Regions from separate parts of the Homo sapiens genome. Here region 1 is linked to region 2. A link is a loop called in an ENCODE intact Hi-C map of the cell type or tissue named here. Cell type or tissue: heart left ventricle. All regions are shown on one strand. Each heading gives the region's core, and the rest is flanking DNA. Links, peaks and the distances in the headings are about the cores only. Region 1 overlaps COL23A1 (collagen type XXIII alpha 1 chain). Region 2 overlaps COL23A1 (collagen type XXIII alpha 1 chain).

Evidence for each region. Peaks named below come from ENCODE experiments on the same cell type or tissue, not always from the same donor. Only the 100,000 strongest peaks of a DNase experiment are listed, where the experiment ranks them.
Region 1: it touches region 2 in a loop (4-fold over the local background); 9 of 110 quality-filtered maps call a loop at or near these places.

What each region holds. Positions count from the first base shown.
Region 1 is chr5:178,329,481-178,333,860 of GRCh38, forward strand. All of the region lies in intron 2 of COL23A1 (collagen type XXIII alpha 1 chain), which reads right to left. Among named protein-coding and RNA genes, the nearest start is that of PHYKPL, 99 kb to the left of the region's middle. RefSeq lists an enhancer at 1,784-2,390. In heart left ventricle, for the core only: no CTCF peak of the experiment used is centred there; DNase peaks (open chromatin) are centred at 2,111, 2,411 and 3,951; H3K27ac peaks cover 2,248 bases.
Region 2 is chr5:178,542,002-178,546,381 of GRCh38, forward strand. All of the region lies in intron 2 of COL23A1 (collagen type XXIII alpha 1 chain), which reads right to left. Among named protein-coding and RNA genes, the nearest start is that of COL23A1, 46 kb to the right of the region's middle. RefSeq lists a silencer at 2,067-2,361. In heart left ventricle, for the core only: no CTCF peak of the experiment used is centred there; a DNase peak (open chromatin) is centred at 2,660; H3K27ac peaks cover 4,000 bases.

The sequences.
Region 1 (4,380 bases), core at 71-4,070, 210 kb before region 2:
CCACCCCCACCAGGAATGGCCACTGTTTTCTCAGCCAGAAGTAGGGCCAAGGGAAGTCCAAAAACGCCCCGCACCCACCAGGCTCTTAGGGACCCCGAGTCACACCTGTCCCCTCAAGATTCTCTCTGGGCCATCGCAGTCCACCCACACTTGGATGCAGGATGAAAGGCTCACACATGGCTGGGCCCAGTGGCTCACGCCTGTAATCCCAGGACCGGGAGGCCGAGGCAGGCGGATCATGAGGTCAGGAGTGCGAGACCAGCCTGGCTAACATAGAGAAACCCCATCTCTACTAAAAATACAAAAATTAGCCAGGCGTGCTGGTAGGAGTCTGTAGTCCCAGCTACTCAGGAGGCTGAGGCAGGAGAACTACTTGAACCCGGGAGGCGGAGGTTGCAGTGAGCCGAGATTGCGCCACTGCACTCCAGCGTGGATGACACAGTGAGATTCTGTCTCAAAAAAAAAAAAAAAAGAAGAAAGAAAGGCTCACATGGAAGCTACCAGTGGCCTGCTCCCTGGTGTCCTCATCCCCTGTGACTATGGCGCCATCAGTTGAAAGATCCAGGCGGCGGAGGCCTGGGTAGCGTCCTCTGGCTGGAAGGTCCCAGGAGGGAGAGTATTCAGGGGGGAGAGATGCTCCCTGCAGGCTTTTCCCCTGAAAAGCCTGGGCCCCTGGGACCCTGGGACTGCTGCCCTCCCTGCAGAAGAAGGGCCTAGGGTCTCCTGCCCATTTATGAAGGCTCAACTCACACACGCACTGTATTCTGTCGGCTTTGACCTCTTTCAGTTTATTTGGTGCTCAGTCCTCACAGCAACCCTGTGTGGTGTTACTCCCTCCTGACTGGGTCAAGCCGTCTGAAGCCTCCCTCTGCACACGGGTGCAGATCGAGCTATGGCTGAGCGCTGTGGCCCATGCCTGTAATCCCAGTAGTTCACAGGCCGAGGCGGGAGGATGACTTGAGGCCAGGAGCTCAAGACCAACTTGGGCAACATGGTGAGACCTCGTCTCTACAAAAAAATACTATATATGTACATATATGGTGTGCACCTGTAGTCTCAGCTACTTTGGAGGCTGAGGCAGAAGGATAGCTGGAGCTGAGGAGTTTGAGGTTGCAGTGAGCCGAGATTGCACCACTGCCCTCCAGCCTGGGTGACAGAGTGAGACCCTCTCTCAAGAAAAAAAAAAAAAAAGATCCAGCCACCTCACCTTGGCCTGTGTGGCCCTGTCTGATCTGTCCCTTGACACGTCTCTGTTCTCATTTCAGGTCCCTCTACCCAGTGAACCACTAGGACCTCCTCTCTGCTCTTTCACCCCAGCTGCACAATCCTCTTTCAGGGCAGGTGGGCTCTGTGCCTGGGAAGCCCTGCCCACTCCCCAGCCTGGCTACTTCTTGTCACTCAGGTCTCAGCTCAGTGTCACTTCATCAAAGAGGCACCCACTGGCAGTCCTACTGAACAAGCTCCGCCTTCACTCTGTCACATCCTGTCCTGGCTCATTGCATGTTTCCATTCTGCTAGAATGCAGACTTCTCAGCCGGATAAACCTCGTCTCTCTTATTTCCCAGTGCCTGGCATACAGTAGGAGCTTCATAAGTATTGGCTGAATAAGTGAAATGAGAACACGAATGCCCAGTACAAAAGGAGTGACTGGCCCCAAGTTGCAAGCTGGCAGAGGCACTGCCTCCGCTGTCATGCTATGTTCCCTTCTGGGGTACTGGCTTGGGCGGCTTGTGGGTGGCTCTGTGTCAAAGGAACCTCCTGGAAGGCAGAAATGACCCTTCTGGGTATATCTGGCAGAGGCAGTTGCAGCGCCTACAAATCAGAGGAAAGTGAGGTCATGGAAGGTGGAGGCTTTGAGGCCAAACACACCTGGGTGGGTCCCAGCTCTCCAGTCACCTGCTGCATGGCCCTGGGCAAGCCACCTACACTCCCTGAGGCTCAGTTTCCCCATCTGTAAACTGGGCATAACATGGCACTTGTCTTCTGGATTGTTGTGAGGCTCATATGATGCCCTGCATAGCAGGCACCCGGCCAGGTGCCTCAGAGCCCTGTAAATGGTCCCCAAGGAATCCGCGGCCCTCGGGGCAGGGTGCGGAGCAGGGAGGGCGAGGCTCTGAGGACAGAGGCAGCCACCGACAGGAGGGTGGGGCAGGAGTAAACACCATAGGGCGCCTGAGTTTAGACACATGCGCCTGGCTTCTGGGTTACAGGCAGGGCTGGGCCATGTGCAGAGTTTTTCATCTTTTAATCCCAGCTGTTATCAGCTGCTGGGAAATAGCTGAGCCCAGTCTCCTAGCTGGCACAGGCTTCCTCTGAATTCCACAAAGAGAACAAAGAGTTCCGAAATAGTGACACAGCTGTCCTGACCGGCAGCCCGGGCAGTCAGCCGGCAGGGCCAGGCCAGGAGGAAGGCACGCAAAAGCCAAGCAAAGCCACTTGGCTAGAGGGTGGGCACAGCTGCGGGAGGCTGCTGGAGGCCTGGCTGACTAGCCAGCCAGGGACCATCCCAGGCTCTGAGGCTGCTGGGAGACTGGGGGTGACCTTCTCTCTGAGCTGGGCCTGGCACTGTGTGCTCAGGAGCCTTCTGGCGGTGTGAAGGTCCTGCTCCGGGACTACCCCAGGGTGCAAAGTGAGTGGCGTGGCTAGATCCCTGCTGGTGACACCCCCAGACACCAAAGCTACCTCCCTTTCCAGAGCTTGGAGTGGTCGTCTGCAGCTTTTGGTCACCCTCTCCACACCTGGATGCTTTCCACAGCGCAAGCCCCACCTTCCAGCACTCACTGCACATTTCCCTGCTGCCTTGGCTGCTAGGATGCAGGTGTGATTTACGGTCCACCCATCAGAGGTGTCTCAGTGAGATTCGGACTCGGCAGAATTGGGTGGGGACAGAGCATGATCCTGAGCCAGCAGCTGGGAGGCAGCTTCCAGATCTGGCAGGAGAGCTTGGGAACCATTCCTGGAGGCACTGTTCTTTGAGGTCTCTGGACCCCTGAATAACCTCCCACTACCCTTTTTTCTTTTGGCTTAAACTGGCTGCAGTGGATTCTGCCGTCTGCAACTATAAATCCTGAGAAACTCCTTCATGACTCCCTGGCAGGGCTTCAAACTCCGCTGCCTACAGGGATACACAGGTTACACAGACACAAGAAACAGACTCGTTCAGCTAAAATCACAAGGCAGCCCACTTGGTCTATGTTTGATTTTAACAGAGATGTGGTTCCAAGTCACCTTTATTAGAAAAAAAGCATGCAAGCCCCATGGTAAATGGTGATCGACGCTCGACTTCCAGGCCAGAGGGACACCAGGAGTAGGGGACTGTGATGCCCTGGAGACGGGATATCCTATCTAGAGGGAGTGGCTCCTAGATAGTTCACACTGACCGTTTCCAGATCTTTCCATTTTTCAAGAGAAGCCAGACATCGGGATTTTGATGTGAAATATCTCTTATTTTTCATTTTTGACTCATGGTTTGTTTTTTTTTGTTTGTTTGTTTTTGAGACGGAGTCTCACTCTGTTGCCCAGGCTGGAGTGCAGTGGCCCGATCTTGGCTCACTGTAACCTCCACCCTCCGAGTTCAAGCGATTCTCTTGCCTCAGCCTCCAGAGTAGCTGGGACTACAGGCGCCTGCCACCGTGCCCAGCTAATTTTTGTATTTTTAATAGAGACGGGGTTTCACCATCTTGGCCAGGCTGGGCTTGAACTCCTGACCTCGTGATCCACCCACCTCGGCCTCCCAGAGTGCTGGCATTACAGGCGTGAGCCACCGCGCCCGGCCGACTCATGTTTTAAAAAACACCATGCAGGCCAAAAAAGCCCTGGAAGGTCAGCACCTTCCAAGTCTGGGTTTGGCCTGTGGCTGCCTTTGTGGCCATGGCCTGCAGGGTTAAGTTCCAGCTCTTGATGATGGCACTTAGGGCCCCTGGCATGAATCCAGCGTCCTCCCTCACCATCCCTGCATGCAGGGACCCACAGTTCTTATCTCTGTCCCTTATCCAGGCTGCCTCCCCACCCAGCCACGCCCTTTCATGTCCTCACTCCTCTGCCTGGCAACATGCCTGTGCGGCCTGGTCCCAGTGATCAAGCCCTTTGTGAAAGGCATCCCCTGCCTCCTGGACCCGAGGCTTCAGTCTTGAGGCGCCCACAGTCCCCTGCACACCCTTCCATCCTGGCGCTCCTCATCCTGGGTGGTGATCATCAGGGCCTCTGCCCCCAGGCCGGGCCTGGGAGGACGTCCATCTGCAGAACAAGCCTGGCCTGTGACTGGCCCCCTGAGGAAGTGGGCTGCTCCTGGGGTCTCAAGAGCATCCATCCTGGTAGAACAGGGTGTTGGGGTGAGTTTAGAGAACGCAGCACGGGGAAGGCTGATCCACCCTGCTTCTT
Region 2 (4,380 bases), core at 276-4,275:
TCTTGCTTGTAGCAGGTTACATCTTTTTATTGTTGTTTTGAGATGGAGTTTCACTCTTGTCGCCCAGGCTGGAGTGCAGTGGCACAATCTTGGCTCACTGCAACCTCCGCCTCCCGGGTTCAAGCAGTTCTCGAGCCTCAGTCTCCCGAGTAGCTGGGACTACAGGCACCTGCCACCACAACCAACTAATTACAGGCACGCGCCACCACAACCAGCTAATTTTTGTATTTTTATTAGAGACGGGGTTTTGCCACGTTGGCCAGGCTGGTCTCGCCCGCCTCAGCCTCCCAAAGTGCTGGGATTACAAAAGTGAGCCACCGTGCCCGGCCCTGTAGCTGGTTACATTTTAATAAAAAGTTTGTAAAAATTCGGCAGACATCAGAGGTACTGATAAGTTTATTAAAGTGACAAAAGCTATAATGGGTGGCAGAGTCACAGAATATTAAGTGTGTGAGGACCCTCTGCCTTTCTGCCCCTGAAGGAAGGGCCTGCGCTGGTCACTGCAGCCATCCCTCTGGCTGACCGGGGGAAAGAACAGAAAGACCAGAGTGAGAGAGTGCTGGAAACAAACCAGAAGGCTCTTACATCGGAAAGGGTGAAAACTACTGGTGTGGAAAGAAATGTGGAAGAGGTCCAGGAAGGCAGGGAAGAAAAAATACCAGAGCTCTAGACAGAAAAATGGGAAGGTGGAGAGGAAGGGGGAGGGGAGGGCTGGGAGCTCTGGGGAGAGTTCCCTCTCTGACTCCTTTGATGGCGTTTTGGTGTAAATCTGAACAGTCTCTGAGTAAGAACGGCCGGGCCTCTGGGGTTCATTTAGGTTGGGCTGCCAGAGAATGGTGCTCCTATACTGCGAAGTCAAAACAATTTTTAAAAGTGTGTTTATACCATGCATTATTTTATTTCTGTAAAAATTAAAATGTGTATCATATGTTAAAGCACAGCAAAAGCTCTGACAGAACACAGACTACACTCATACAATACTGACATCCTAGGGCATGGGATTAGATGGGGTGGTGAGATGCGAGTACAGGGAGACTTTCTTTTAACTGTGGAGCTGTGTGTGTTCGAGGGTTGGAGAGTGAGATCCTTTTGAGAGCATAATTGGCTTGTTTTTTTTTTTTTTGAGCCGGAGTTTCGCGCTTGTCGCCCAGGCTGGAGTGCAATGGCGCGATCTCGGCTCACTGCAACCTCCGCCTCCCAGGTTCAACCGATTCTCCTGCCTCAGCCTCCCGGGTAGCTGGAACTACAGGCATGCACCACCACACCTTGCTAATTTTGTATTTTTAGTAGAGACAAGGTTTCACCACGTTGGCCAGGCTGGTCGTCAACTCCCAACCTCAGGTGATTCTCCCACCTTGGCCTCCCAAAGTGCTGGGATTACAGGCGTGAGCCACCGCGCCTGACCTATAGTTGGTTTTTATAACAGTCCTTTTTTAAAAAAATAAAAGGATGACAGCCTGCTCAAAAGACTGGGGCCATAGGGGTTCTTCAGGAAGAAGAAAAAGGCGTGTTCAGTTATGAAATAAGCCACTCCTAATAGTCCTAAACAATGCCTGGAGTGAGCCCCGGGGGATTGTGACCCTTCCACAGGCGGCTGCAGGGTCTGAGTCTCCACCTTTGGTGTTGTGGGTGGCGGAGGCAGATACCAGTACACCTGGGCCTGCATCTCTCAGCTCCTCCTCCATCACCTCCACCTTCTTTCACCAAAACGGCCTGTCTTAGCCTGTTCATGCTGCTATAACAAAATACTATGAATTGCATGGCTTACAGATTTAGTCTGTGGGGGCTGCTCTAAGAAAACCTACCAGTGGCTTGCAAAAAAGACTGGGTGGCCTACAAACAAGGACAATGTATTGCTCACAGTTCTGGAGGCTGTAAGGCGCCTGCAGATTCAGCGTCTGGTGAGGCCGTTTCCTGGTTCATGGATGATGCCTTCTCCCTATAACCTCACAGGGTCGTAGGGGTGAAAAAGCTCCCTGGGGTCCCTTTTCTAAGGGCACTAATCCCATCACAAGGGCTCCACTCTCATACCCTAATCACCTCCTAACACCATTACCTTGGAGATTAGGATTTCAACATATGACTTTGGGACACAAGATTCAGTCCACAGCATAATCTCCGGGGCATGTCCCTCCTTACACTCTCCCTCCTCCTGCAAGCACTCTTCCCACCTGAGTTTATCACCCCACACAGTCCCCTCCCATGCAACCCTTCCTTCCCCTTCCCACCCCACCACCTCCCACTGAAGTAAAGGGACTAGTGCCCAGGGAACAGAGCTCGCCGCTTACAGAGCCCCCAGCCCAGCCCCTGCTGGAGCTCCTGGATCCCAAGGCGGGGAAGGCAAGTCGGCGGATGCGCACTTCAGGGAGGACGCAGGCGCAGGGCCGGGGAGCTGGGAGGCACCACTTTGCCCTCCTGAAAATTAAGCCCAAGACCTGCCATGGCGGTGGGGAGCAGTCTCCCTCAGATGGGGTCCCCTGTTCTCTCCACCTGCCCCAGAAAACAGCAAGACCGGTGGCCACCCCCGCTGTGAGTACTCTGAGGCCCAGAGGTACAGCTAGGAAGCATGTCCCTCCTGGGTACAGCTGACATGTGAGCAAGCACTTTGGCCAGCACAGCCGGCCTCTATCCCCACTGTGAGACGGGCGGTGCCACAAATGGGAGGTGACGATCAGGGGCGGTCACCTTCCAGTCCTGTAAGTGGCAAAGCTCAGAGGCACTGTGGGCTCAGCCTCCAGGTCACCTGCTGCCCCCGTGCCACTGGGGTAGTACGTTCGGGCCAGACGTGGTGGCTCATAGCTGTAACCCCAGCACTTTGGGAGGCCAAAGCGGGTGGATTGGTGGAGCCCAGGAGTTTGAGACCAGGGAGGCCAGGCTGAGCAACACAGCAAACCCCGTCTCTAGAACAACAACAACAAAAAAAGAAAAATTAACAAAATTTAGCCAGGTGTGGTGGCACGTGCCTGTAGTCCCAGCTACTTGGGAGGCTGAGGTAAGAGGATCATTGAGCCCGGGAATTCAAGGCTGCAGTGAGCCGTGATCATTGCACTCCAGCCTGGGCAACCGAGTGAGATCCTGACTCTAAGGAAACAATAACAATAAATAAAAATAAATAAAGTAGTACATTCCCCACAGTATGAGGGCCATAGAGGGGGTGGGGGGTGTTCTAGTTCCTGATGGGGGAGGCGGGTGCCCCTCATGGGTGGTCTGGGCATCCTCTGTTCCCTGGGCTATGCCCTCCTCTTGAGCCCCCACGCCCCTCACAGTCTCAGGCTACGGCACTTTGAGCCTCTCCCTGTGCTGGCCCAACAGGGGGCTCAGGTTCCGCACGAGGCTACTTCTAAAGACATGACCGGACAACAGGCCACTTCAAGCCCATTAGTGTCATGAAACTCATGACCTCACAGGGAAGGCAGCTCTCCCAGCATTCAGTCCTATTTCTAAAGGCAGAACTGAAAAGAATGAAAAGAACAGTGGGTGCCAGGGGCGGGGAGGAACAAGAGCCTTTGGGAAACTGCAAGGGGACACGGAAGAAAAGGACTTTAACACTCGGCCTGCCAATAACCTACAGGGCAGCAAAAGGAACCTCGAGTTCAAGGGCTCTCCTAAAAGCCAGGAGTTGCTTTCTCTCCATGATTGAGCAGAAGGTCTGCTGAGGGATTCTGGCCCCAAGTGAACCGAGGGTCTAAGCAGGGATGATGTGCTTTTCCACAGGGCAGCCACAGAAGGAACTTGCACCCTGGCACAAGCTGCAGGCACAGCTCCCTCCTATCACCCCCACATCCCACTGCCTGAGGTCCACAGGTCGATTCCCACAGGGATACATGAACAGACATATTTGATGCCTACTGTGTGCCAAGCATTTCCACATAAACTTGCCTCAGTTTATCCTCAAAACAAACCCATAGGGTACATCGTATTACCCCATTTTATGCACAAGGAGTTGGAGAGTTTTAAGAATTAGGTAACTGGCTCAAGTTCCCAGAGCTGGGCCCACCTGCATCCAAACCCTGACACCCCTCCTCCACGAGGCACCCTAGATTCCAAGGAGCCGGGAGGCTGCCCGGGAGGTGCTCACCCTATGTCTCAGCCCTGCCCTGGAAGCCTCAGGCTGAGGGGTGGCCACAGGGTCCCCACCTGGCCAGTAAGACTCTATCTCCCCTCCACCTCAAACAGAGCCATGCACACATGAAATATGGGGTGGCGGGGGGCAGATATGTGTAAGAGGCCTCCTGTTCCCGAGGTGGGGGTATCACCCCTCCATTCCTAGATCCCGTTCCTGCCTAAATTCCGGAACCACCCTGCACCCCATCCTTCCCAAGCCTCAATCCTCATGCATTTCTTCCACTGTTCGCCACTTTTGTCTAGATAGGCAGAGGA